Regions from separate parts of the Homo sapiens genome. Here all the other regions are linked to region 2. Evidence: chromatin contacts called from ENCODE Hi-C or POLR2A ChIA-PET data. All regions are on one chromosome and are shown on one strand. Each heading gives the region's core, a stretch centred on a gene start or an enhancer-like site at or near the end of the contact. The rest is flanking DNA. Distances are from core to core; before and after follow the strand shown.

Region 1 (3,584 bases), core at 482-2,981, 130 kb after region 2:
GAACTTAAAATCCCATGTAAAACACAACAAAACTGCACATGACAATAAATTTAAGCTTTTGAAATATTTGTTTCTAAGTCAATCTTTTACATAAGTTCTTAAATACTGTTACTTGTTAACATTTAAATAACATTAAATCACTACATATATTACATGACATGTCTTTCAAAATATGCACTACAGACTTTCTTTACTAATTTAGTATAGGTTAACTAGCTGTCAACACAATTTATGAGTATGGTATTGACTGCATATCTGAATATATTTTTTTATTATGAAATAAATTACATATATACCTAAAGGTTATTATTTAGATTTTACATTCTTATATACAATCTAATTCTATTGCACTTACTGTATTTCTTAATTTTACCACGCATGGTATAATCAGTATTTCTATAAATTTAAAAATAACTGGGGATAATGTAATTTTATTACATGTGATAAATGTCATGCCCAAGTTGGTACACAAGTTATATTCTCATGGCTCATCCTATATATAGTACACTTCAAATAGTGGATATATAATACTACTTGGTTCAAAGGCAAATGTAAAAACATCAAACTTAGCTAATTTTCTTTATTTCAATTACTAAAACAAAAGGCCATGTGAATCTTTCTATGACACCCCTGGAACCTCCACCCTCAATGCAGCAACTAACTATATCCACCTCCAAAGGAATAGGTGGAACACAACAGAAAGGCCACTCTCCTTGGTCTATCAAGTCCTTCCACACCCTCCATCGGACCATCTGATGCTTGTAGGGGCAATCTGGGGCTGGAAACAGTGAATTAAGACTTACTCATAATTTGTAAGACTGTAAGTTTCATAAATACAAAAAAAACCAAAAAACAGTGTGCTTTCTGGCAAAGAGTAGCTAGAAAATAATCTGCCTCCCCCAAATTCCTGTGACCCACAAGAAGCAGGCCAACTCTAATTGTAGTTTGATAGAAAAAATAAAAAATAACCCAACATATGGAAACGACACAAATTAGCTATGAAAAACTATTCCAAAGTTATATATACCATGTAGGATAAACACATTTAGATAATACGTATCTTTCTTGGTAATACACAAGCAAATACATACATGTCTATCACTGTTACTGCTGAAACACTTCACTGAAATAAATGTCAAAAGGAAGAATGATTACAGAGGAGGACCTGAAGTCACTTACTTGTAAATCTGTACTCATCCTCCCGTCTTCTTATTTCTAACTCTAAGAAAGAGGATGAAAATATTACATATTTGTTTACCTTGGGGGAACAAACAATGAGTATCCCACCTCCTGTCCTCTTTCAAATATATTTAAAGGATTTGTTCATTAACATTTTTCAGCTTTTCATATATGCTATATCTTTTCTATATTAAAACAAAACCATGCATAAAGACCGCTGTCCAGTTGCTAATATTCACATTTGTCAAATATATAATTGATATCTATTGTAAGGGTATAATAACATAAGTCTTTAATAAGAGTTTAAGCCCCTCATGCTATAAATATTATAACCATTTGCTCCTCCAGCACTTAGAATAGCTTAAATATCTATTTATTACCGAGGAAAACAAAAAAGTTTTGCTCCATAACTATCAGTGCTATTTGGACCTTATAAAAATGAAGATTTCAGGCCAGGCGCAAGAGTTCACGCCTATTAATCCCAGCACTTTGGGAGGCTGAGGCAGATGGATTGCTTGGGAGACTGAGGTGGGAGGATCACTGGAGCCTGGGAAGTTGAGGCTGCAGTGAGTCGCAATCCAGCCTGGGTGACAGAGAGAGACCTTGTCTTGAAAAAAAGAAAAAGGTTCCAAGTCATCCGTTAGTTATGACTTATACTTTCTAAAAATAACTGATACCATCACATACCTATTTTGCAGTTATGTGATGTAAGTTCAGCAAGTGAACAAGTGTCTTCATTGAAATAAATTATACATTTAGTTGCTACTAAAGGCAATCAAAGATAATGTAGACTTATAAATTTAAGTACTTAGCAGAACTCCTTCACACTGTACAGTGATAACTAAAAGAATCTAAAATGATGGAATATAGGCCTAAATCAGAAATTGGGGCTGTCTGGCCAACAAAACAAAAAATTAAATATTCATATTTACTCTATGCATAATTGTTTTTAATAAATCATTCTATTAATATACATTATTGTCCATAGTAAATTGAGATTATACAGTATACTGTATAATGACTACAGCCATGTGCCACCCCACCTGGCTAATTTTTGTATTTTTAGTAGAGACGGAGTTTCCCATGCTGGCCAGGCAGGTCTCGAACTCCTGACCTCAAGTGATCCCCCCGCCTCGGCCTCCAAACGTGCTGGGATTACCGGCATAAGCCACCATGCCAGGCCTAAGAAATAATATTTACCTTAACTGTAAGTTAATGTATTCTGTTATTTTCTATTCATATCTATCAAATTTTTAAAAAATGCTGTTGGCAAATGATTTCATAACACACTAATGGGGAATAACCTGCACTTTGAAAAATGCCACACTATATAAAAAACATTTTAAGAAGAAAGTGAGGAGTTACAAATAAAGATTACTTTTAAGCATAGCAATCTCTATTTAGGTCAATTATCAAAAACGCTACCTCTTGGTGTTAATGATGTCTGCTTCTCAACCTCTGCTTGCTGTCTCAGATTAGCTGGGATATTATTATATATTCTCTTATAATGATTGTACACAGCAACTGAAAGCACCTTCTTAGCAAATGACTGGCCAACAACATACTTGTCGAGGTAGTTATAAATCTGAAAAATGATTAGGTATGAATAATTTAATATGAGCTATTATAAGAGCACACACATTAAAAAGTTATTTACTAAGCATATTTGCTTACAGTTTTAAATCTGAACAAAGACTCTCATTAAAAACAAAATGACAATACATTATATAGCAATGATTCAGAGGCCCTGAACACTAAATGAACAAAAACACAATTCATTTGTTCTCTAGCTTAACAAAGTATCACTGTACTCTACTAGTGTTGTGCTAATTTCTATTCTATAAACAATGCTATCAATCTTTATTTTTTGATAACAAATTAAATTTAAAGTAACTTAGAATACATACACATGCCACCATGGTCTAAAAGTATCAACATTAATGTAAATCATTAAAATAAATCCATACCTGTCAATCAAATGAATAACATTCTTCACAAAGATAACATTATAAAACTACTCTTTTCAGAAACAGGCATTACATAATCAAAAGCCATTATACTATCAGTATCTATGTGTTTTAGTAAATTTAATTTTTTCTCAGACATTAACTTTAAAGCTACTCATTTATCTGAGACTCTAAAAACTGTATTCTTATTTTTTTTTATTTTCTAAAAATATATTTTTTTCTTTTTTTGATACAGGGTCTCACTGTGTCGCCAAGGCTGGTCTTGAACTCCTGGGGCTCAAGCAATCTTCCTGCCTTGGCTTCCCAAAGTGCTGGGATTACAGGCATGAGCCACCAAGCTCAGCCCTAAAAACTTTATTCTTAATAGTAGCTAAAGCTCTATTCTACAGTTGGTTATTGCCAACAGCTTGGAACCTGGGGTAAATTTTTTAAGTTTTT
Region 2 (4,014 bases), core at 568-3,067:
AAGGAAGTAACTTTTCACTGTATATCCTTTGAATCCATGGAACTTTTTTACCATAACCATGATGCCATTCAAACACTACTTTTTAAAAAACAAACAAAAATACATAACATGGCTATCATTCCATGGCAGTACCTGTAGCACTACCTCATCCTTTCTACCTGCTGCATAGCATTCTAGTACCCAGGGGGGTACATTTATTAAACAGGTATTGTATGTACACGTTGAGGAGTTATGAGGAGTATGTCCTGGGGCACTATAAAGAAAGCACAGGAGTAATGGAGCTGCCAAGTGAAGCATCATCAGAAGTATCAGGATAGGCCAGGAATGATGGCTCAGGCCTGTAATCTCAGCACTTTGGGAGGCCAAGGTGAGAGGATCACTTGATCCCAGGAGTTTGAGATAAGCCTGGGCAACATGGTGAAAACCCGCCTCTACAAAAAATTTAAAAATCAGGCGTGGTGGTGCACGCCCGTAGTCCTAGCTACTCTGGAAGCTGAGATGGGATGATTGCTTGATCTTTGAGGTCGAGGCTGCAGTGAGCTATGAGCCGGCCACTGCACTCCAGCCTGGGGGACAGCGCGAGACCTCGCCTCAGAAACAAACAAAAAAAGTGTTGGTATAAATGTATAAATGCAGTGAGAGACGCATGTGACAACAGCAGCCCATGAAGGGTGTGCAAAGGGAACATGGGGTTTCCTTCCGGGTGTGTGCACAGAGGGGTGTGTGGAGGAAGGAAAACCACACAGGGGATTGACGAAGGATTCAATACATGAGGGGCTGCTGTGAAGTATCTGTAGGGAAAAGGAGATGGAGATGACCAAAAAAAGTGGAAGGAGGACTGCGTCAGAAAAAAACAGAATGGGGAAATAAAAAACATTAATTGGGAAAAAGAGGCAGAGAAGTATATACGGTATTGCCACCACATACCATGGACTCTCAGGACTGGTTGGATTTCAAATAATTTTCTTTCCCAGTAAACAAAACTTGTTAAATATTATGAATACTAAATGTATACCTAACAGTTCTGATTTATAAATTTATTCTTTTGAAAACAGGTCGTTTTTGGACTATGTCCTTGTATACAAGGAGCACAGGGGGAGCAAAAGAGCGAGACACGGGTGTGCCGAAGGATGGGGGTCAGGAGGAACTGCAAAGCAGGGAACTTTGAAGTGGGACCTGGTTTTAGTCCGAACCACCTCGGCTGATGACCTTGGGCAATCGCATAACCTCTCTGAGCCACGGATTCCCCACACTCAAAACGGGCAGGGAGGCCGTGGGACTGGCCCGGGGGATGCAGGCAGAGCGCCCAGCCCCAGCTCGGCACAGCGTGGGTGGCAGGGCGCCTGGAGAACCCACAGAGGCGGCGGGGAGTGAGGGGCGCAGACCGCAGGTACTAGGCGCCCAAAGGCTGACCGGCGGGAATGGCGCACCTTCTGGGAGCCAGAAGACGCCGAGATCTGGGCCCACACCGCTCTGCCGCCCATGCTTTCCGCAACCAGAAGTCCAAAACCCTCGGGGCCGGCCGCCCGGGCGCGGCCTGGAGGCCTTCAGCGGCCGGGTCCCCGGATCCCTGGCCCGGGTACCTGGCGGCGTGCAGCGCCCGCAGCGCCTCGCGGGCGAACTGGTCCGTGCCGAAGAAGAGCACCCGCCAGGGAGGCTTCTCGCGGACTCTGGAGTCCCGGCAGTCCTCCCAGCCGAGTCGGGCCAGTGCTCGCCACTGGGGACTCGGCCTCCCACGCCTGGCGCCATGAGCCAGCGGAGGACCCCAACAGCGCCGCACCAACACCCTCATCGCCTCGGCCGCCGGCGGCCGGCCCTGCGCAGGCGCATCGGGGCGGGGACAAGGGTGCAGCCTGGGGAGGGCGGGGCTTGCCTGCTTGGAGGCGGGGTCTGGTTGGAGTTGGTGAACGAATTTGCCCGCTACAGCGGCCCTAGATTTTTGTTCTGTTTATTTGCACTATGTAGCCAATCCTCCAGAATAAGTCTTTCTTTTCTTTTTAAAATCGCTTTATTTATTTATTTATTTATTTATTTATTTATTTCAGAAAGGGTCTTGCTCTGTCGCGCAGGCTGGAGTGCTGTGGCGCGATCTCTGCTTACTGCAACCTCACTGCTCCTGGGCTCAAGGGATCCTCCCACCTCAGCCTCCGGAGTAGCTGGGGTACAGGCACACATCACCATGCTGGGCTGATTTTTTGTAGAGAGAGTATCTCACTATGTTGCCCAGGTCTCAAGCAATCCTCCTGCCTTGGCCTCCCCAAGTGCTGGGGTTACAGGCGTGAGCCACTGCGCCGGCCCAGGATAAGTCTTTTGGTAACAAATCGTGCATGTTTTCAGACAATGAAACCTCATGTATATAGTGCATGTCATTTCCTCAACCATTATAACCAATATTTGCTGAGTACTTCACTCCGTGCCACGTTTTTGCTAAGCATTTTATATTCATTATTCTGGTTAATCATCAGATCAACCTTAGGAGGTAGATACTATTACAAATATGTTACTGAAGAGAAACTGAAGCTCCGTGAAATTAAGGACTTACCAGTGTATAAGGTCCACACAGCTAGTAAAGGACAGAGCAGAGGTGGGACTCTTGTAATTCCAACGCTTGTAATCCTAGCCGTTGGGCCTTCTCAGCGATCCTATGTATTAGGCAAGTCAATTACCCACATTTTGCACCTGAGGAAACTGAGCCTTAGTTACTTGTCTGCAGTTACTTTCTTGAATCGAAGGCTCCATCTTTACTCCTCCCCTGTGGGTTCCTTTGCACACAGAAGGATACCATAGAGGTGATTCCTAGGGAAATGGACAGGGAACCTTATCCCCAGAAGACCTCCGAGGACCGTTAGTGCTTAGATTCTGTATCCCCAAAGCCTCCTTGAGTGGAGTCAGACATCCATGAAACAGGATCTGAGCAGAGACTGAAACCGAATTTTGTTCTAATCTTATTCTCACCACCATTTTTTTTTTTTTTTTTTTTTTTTTTGAGATGGAGTCTCGCTCTGTTTTTCAGGCTGGAGGGCAGTGGCGGGCGATCTTGGCTCACTGCAACCGCTGCTTCCCAGGTTCAGGCGATTCTCCTGCCTCAGCCTCCCAAGTAGCTGGGACATGCGCCACTACACCTAGCTAATTTTTGTATTTTTAGTAGAGATGGGATTCACTATGTTGACCAGGCTGGTCTTGAACTCCTGACCTCAGGTGATCTGCCTGCCTTGGCCCCCCAAAGTGCTAGGATTACAGGCATGAGCCACTGCGCCCTGCCGTCTCACCACCTTTTCCCATCACACAGTCTTAAACCCAGTGACCCTGGACCAGTCCTTTTTCCTAAATTATGAGCTCTGCACATCCCTGCTCCTGTGCCTTTGCTCATGCTCCCTTCCTAGACTGCCTTCCCACATCTCTTCATCTCTAAATGGTATCCATTCTTCAACACGAAGTTCAGACATTCGCCCTGAAGCTTCAAGCTCTTGCCTCCTTAGATTTCTTGTCTTTCTCCATGTGCCCCTGTTTTTTTTTGTTGTTGCTGTTGTTTTTGTTTTTGTTTTTGAGACAGAGTCTCACTCTGTCACCCAGGCTGGAGTGCAGTGGTGTGATCTTGGCTCACTGCACCCTCCACCTCCCCTGTGCAAGCGATTCTGCTGCCTCAGCCTCCTGAGTAGCTGTGATTACAGGCGCCTGCCACCACGTCTGGCTAATTTTTTGTATTTTTAGTAGAGATGGGGTTTTGCCGTGTTGGGCAGGCTGGTCTCGAACTCCTGACCTCAGGTGATCCACCTGCTTTGGCCTCCCAAAGTGCTGGGATTACAGGCATGAGCCACCGTGCTTAGCCCATGTGCCCCCTTAATACTCTGTAGGGACCCCCATTTCTCATGTAGTTTGGTATTACTGAGGAAGGTTGTCTAATGTATGCATAGACATTGAGAAATTCACATGTGTTTTGAACAGAAAAGAGAAGCAAAGAGGAAGATATTCCAGTAATTTTGCTTATCTGATCACATATGAGAAGGAGAGTGA
Region 3 (3,637 bases), core at 99-2,598, 150 kb before region 2:
GTCGCGGTGGCTCACACCTGTAATCCCAGCACTTTGGGAGGCCAAGATGGGTGGATCACTTGAGGTCAGGAGTTGGAGAACAGCCTGGCCAACATGGTGAAACCCCGTCTCTACTAAAAGTACAAAAAAAATGAGCTGGGCGTGGTGGCACGTGACTGTGATCCCAGCTACTCAGGAGGCTGAGGCATGAGAATTGCTTGAACCCAGGAGGCAGAGGTTGCAGTGAGCCGAGATCATGCCACTGCACTCCAGCCTAGGTGACAGAGTGAGACCCTATCTCAAAAAAAAAAAACAAAAAAAAAACGAAAATGCCCCTCTGTGAGCCACAGGCTCTGCCCCTGCAGTGGGCTATCTACCTGTCCTAGCTTGCTTTCTTCCTCAGAAACAGATGTTTCATCCTCCTACCATTCTCTTGACTGACTCCACAATTGTGGCTAAGACAAACTGGGTGAATCACATCTAAAGCAGAAGCAAGTCTGCATGAACCCCAACACTTCCCCAGTCAATTTCCTGTGTTAGGTTCAGAGGGGTCATTTCAAACTCTCAGCATGTTCAAGACGAGACTGCCTATAAGGCCACGTCTTGGGACATGGTTTAGGGGAGGAGGTAGGAATATGTGGCAGGGCCCTCTGGCTATACGGATCTCCCTATCTGCTGGAAACTCCACCACTAAAACCATTCCTTTGTATCATTTCCCCAGAGGGATCTTGATAATTGTGAAACGCCAAACAACTTGCCAGCCATGAGTCCCAAATCACAGCTATGAAAGTGCTTTACAGTTTATAAAGTGATTTCACAGCGAAAAATGGGTTTGCTCCTCATAACAACTATGAAAGTTAGGGCAGCAATTTAAATGTGTCCATGGAATAGATGAGGACACTGAGTGAGGCCCTGAGAGGCAGAGGAATTCCTCTGCCAATCAGAGCCCACACTTGAATACAGGTCTTTCTACTCCACATTGCATGTACCCCTGATAACTGGGAGTTGCCTTGGGAGCAGATGCTGATGGGACACAAAACAGGCAGATTTTGATAAGAAGGCAGATGATGAGGTGGAAAGGCTCTGAAGAAAGAGGTGGATGGCAGAGCTTGGCTAGAGGGGAGCAGGACTCCCCAGGGAATCGAGGATCTGGGCAGGGGAAAGGGTAGCCTGGAAGCAGGGAGAGGTGGAGGATGAGCTCTGGGAGCCAGAACCTGAATTCTGTTCCGGCCCTGTTCTGAAGCCTGAGGGGCTGGAGTGGACTTCTCCTCTAGGATCTGTCTGCCCTGTCTGCTCTGAGGACCTGCCAGCTCTCCTGGGAGGCGCTCAGGGCATCTTGTGAGCCTGTCAGCACTGACCTTGTCACGCGGCTCATGACTGCTCCTCATCCGACCTCAGATGAGTCAAGAGGGGAAGCAGGCGCAAAGGGCTTCCAGGGGATTCCCGGGATGCAGGCAGCTTGGGGCCCTAGGGGAAAGAGCCTGGGGCTCTTCAAGGCTGGGCTATGAAGCCACCCTCCTCCCAGGGTTGAGGGGCAGTCAAAATATCCCCAAACCTAATGTGATTTCTCACCTGCCAAGTGGCAGCAGTGTGGCATCGGGGCATAAAAGCTGCTAACAGTGGGGAAAGGCCTGGCCCAGTGCCAAGCAGGCTGTGGGCGTCCCTAGAAGAATGAGCAGCGCAACTACAGCAGGAGTCCCAGGCCCTGGGCAGAGAGACACCCCTTTATCGAGACCTACTACCTGCCAGGCACTTTATTTATTGGTAAATTTAATCAGATTTTGAAAACCACAAAATCTGGATACATTTGCATTGTGGTATTTGTTGTAATTGTTGGATATAATTACATATACATGCTATAAAATATAAGATAGAACTAGAACAAGAGTTCTTAATCTGGCATCTAAGGGAACCCGAAAGATCAAAGGATAGAGTTCAAGGAGTCTAAAAATTTGGAAGAGAAAAAATATATATCTTTATTTTCACTAATTTCTACCTGAATTTTAGCATTCTCTTCAACGATGAATGTAGGCAACAAACCACAGCAGTATTAGCAGGACTCGTGATGATGTCACTAGCAATTACAAATATTTTCAAATCATATAACGGTTTTTGAAGATATTTCAAAATATGGTTTATACTCATCACTATTTCAAAATTACAGCAGTTATTGGACCTATTATTAGCTCTTGATCTTCAGGCATTAATTAGGAAGCACTATCTAGTACTATGTCGAAAAATTTTTTTTAATTGTTTGATGACTACATTTTAATACAACTGGTTTTCTTTGTAAGCCTATGCTAGTTTATTTTGTGCATTTCAGAACATTATTCTGAGAAGGGGTCTGCAAGTTTTTACCAGATGACAAAGGAGGCCATGGCACACACAAAAGAGGTTAAGAACCCCTGATCTAGGTCTTCCCTGCAGTATTTTAGGATATATCCACATTTTAAAAATGTGGATTTTGGCCGGGTGCGGTGGCTCACTCCTATAATCCCAGCACTTTGGGAGGCCAAAGCAGGTGGATCACTTTAGCCCAGGAGTTTCAGACCAGCCTGGGCAACATGGCAAAACCTCATCTCTCCAAAAATTATAAAAAATTAGCCAGGCATAGTGGCATGCACTTGTAGTCCCAGCTACTCAGGGGACTGGGGTTAGAGGATTGCCTTGAGCCCAGGAGGTTGAGGCTGCAGTGGGCCATGATTGTGCCACTGCACTCCAGTCTGCTGGGTGACATGAGACCCTGCCTCAAAAACAAAAAAATAACAAAAAAAAGCCGGGCACAGTGGCTCGTGCCTGTAATCCCAGCACTTTGGGAGGCTGAGGCGGGTGGATCACCTGAGGTCGGGAGTTCGAGACCAGCCTGGCCAACATTGTGAAACCCCATTTCTACTAAAAATACAAAAATTAGCCGAGCATTGTGGTGCATGCGCCTGTAGTCCCGGCTACTCGGGAGGCTGAGGCAGGAGAATTGCTTGAACAGGGGAGGTGGAGGTTGCAGTGAGCCAAGATTGCGCCACTGGACTCCAGCCTGGGTGTGACAGAGCAAGGCTCTGTCTCAAAAAAAAAAAAAAAAAAAAAAGATTTTGATTTTTTAAAGACAATTTTCCAGTCACATCAGAAAGTTGAGTGCTGATCTGATTATTTCACTTAATTGCATAAAATTCAACTCTGTGACATCCCTGGACAGTGAGCAACCCACAGCTCCTCAGTTGAAAAGTCTTCCCCCAGAAAAGGCATATACATTGTTTAACTTAAAAGCTGCATGTTGGCCGGGCGTGGTGCCTCACGACTGTAATCCCAGCACTTTGGGAGGGCGAGGCGGGTGGATCGCGAGGTCAGGAGTTTGAGACCAGCCTGGCCAACATGGTGAAACCCCGCCTCTACTAAAAATACAAAAATTAGCTGGGCATGGTGGCAGGTGCCTGTAATCCCAGCTACTGGGGAGGCTGAGACAGGAGAATCGCTTGAACCCTGGAGGTGGAGGTTGCAGTGAGCTGAGATTGTGCCATTGCACTCTAGCCTGGGGGACAAGAGTGAGACTTTGTCTCAAAAAAAAAAAATGCATGTTTTTCTTCATACTTATGTCTAATCATCATAATTAGACAATGTCGTAAGAAGAATAGTTAAAGGACTATTCTGGCCAAGGGCCTTTTGG

What was found. Hi-C counts contacts between places; a loop is a spot of excess contacts on that map. ChIA-PET counts read pairs that join two places held with the same protein, here RNA polymerase II (POLR2A). Pooled maps may share reads with other maps.
Region 1: a loop to region 2 is called in a pooled map of ovary, with 2.0 times the contacts of the local background. The contact joins the enhancer-like site here to the promoter of MTFMT in region 2. A Hi-C loop is called at or near these places in 4 of 50 pooled maps. POLR2A ChIA-PET finds 5 or more read pairs at or near these places in 4 of 52 experiments (BJ, Caco-2, WTC11 and 1 more).
Region 3: a pooled map shows a loop between it and region 2 (3-fold over the local background). The contact joins the enhancer-like site here to the promoter of MTFMT in region 2. A Hi-C loop is called at or near these places in 1 of 168 maps with a recorded cell type or tissue (GM12878), 4 of 37 single-sample maps with no recorded cell type and 9 of 50 pooled maps. POLR2A ChIA-PET finds 5 or more read pairs at or near these places in 5 of 52 experiments (OCI-LY7, activated B cell, activated CD4-positive, alpha-beta T cell and 2 more).

The regions. Positions count from the first base shown.
Region 1 is chr15:65,161,425-65,165,008 of GRCh38, forward strand. It overlaps CLPX (caseinolytic mitochondrial matrix peptidase chaperone subunit X), which reads right to left. Exons shown (of 14, transcript NM_006660.5): 5 at 2,605-2,764; 6 at 1,180-1,221. Among named protein-coding and RNA genes, the nearest start is that of CLPX, 22 kb to the right of the region's middle. Within about 2 kb of position 1,732, at least 2 of the 41 ENCODE cell types and tissues checked have a DNase peak (open chromatin) inside an H3K27ac peak, as active enhancers do.
Region 2 is chr15:65,027,822-65,031,835 of GRCh38, forward strand. MTFMT (mitochondrial methionyl-tRNA formyltransferase) reads right to left here and starts at 1,818. Exons shown (of 9, transcript NM_139242.4): 1 at 1,584-1,818. The coding sequence starts at 1,792. RefSeq lists silencers at 1,231-1,530, 1,781-1,970.
Region 3 is chr15:64,882,808-64,886,444 of GRCh38, forward strand. No RefSeq gene overlaps it. Among named protein-coding and RNA genes, the nearest start is that of ANKDD1A, 27 kb to the right of the region's middle. RefSeq lists an enhancer at 1,251-1,470. Within about 2 kb of position 1,349, at least 28 of the 41 ENCODE cell types and tissues checked have a DNase peak (open chromatin) inside an H3K27ac peak, as active enhancers do; they include GM12878, where a contact is called at or near this core.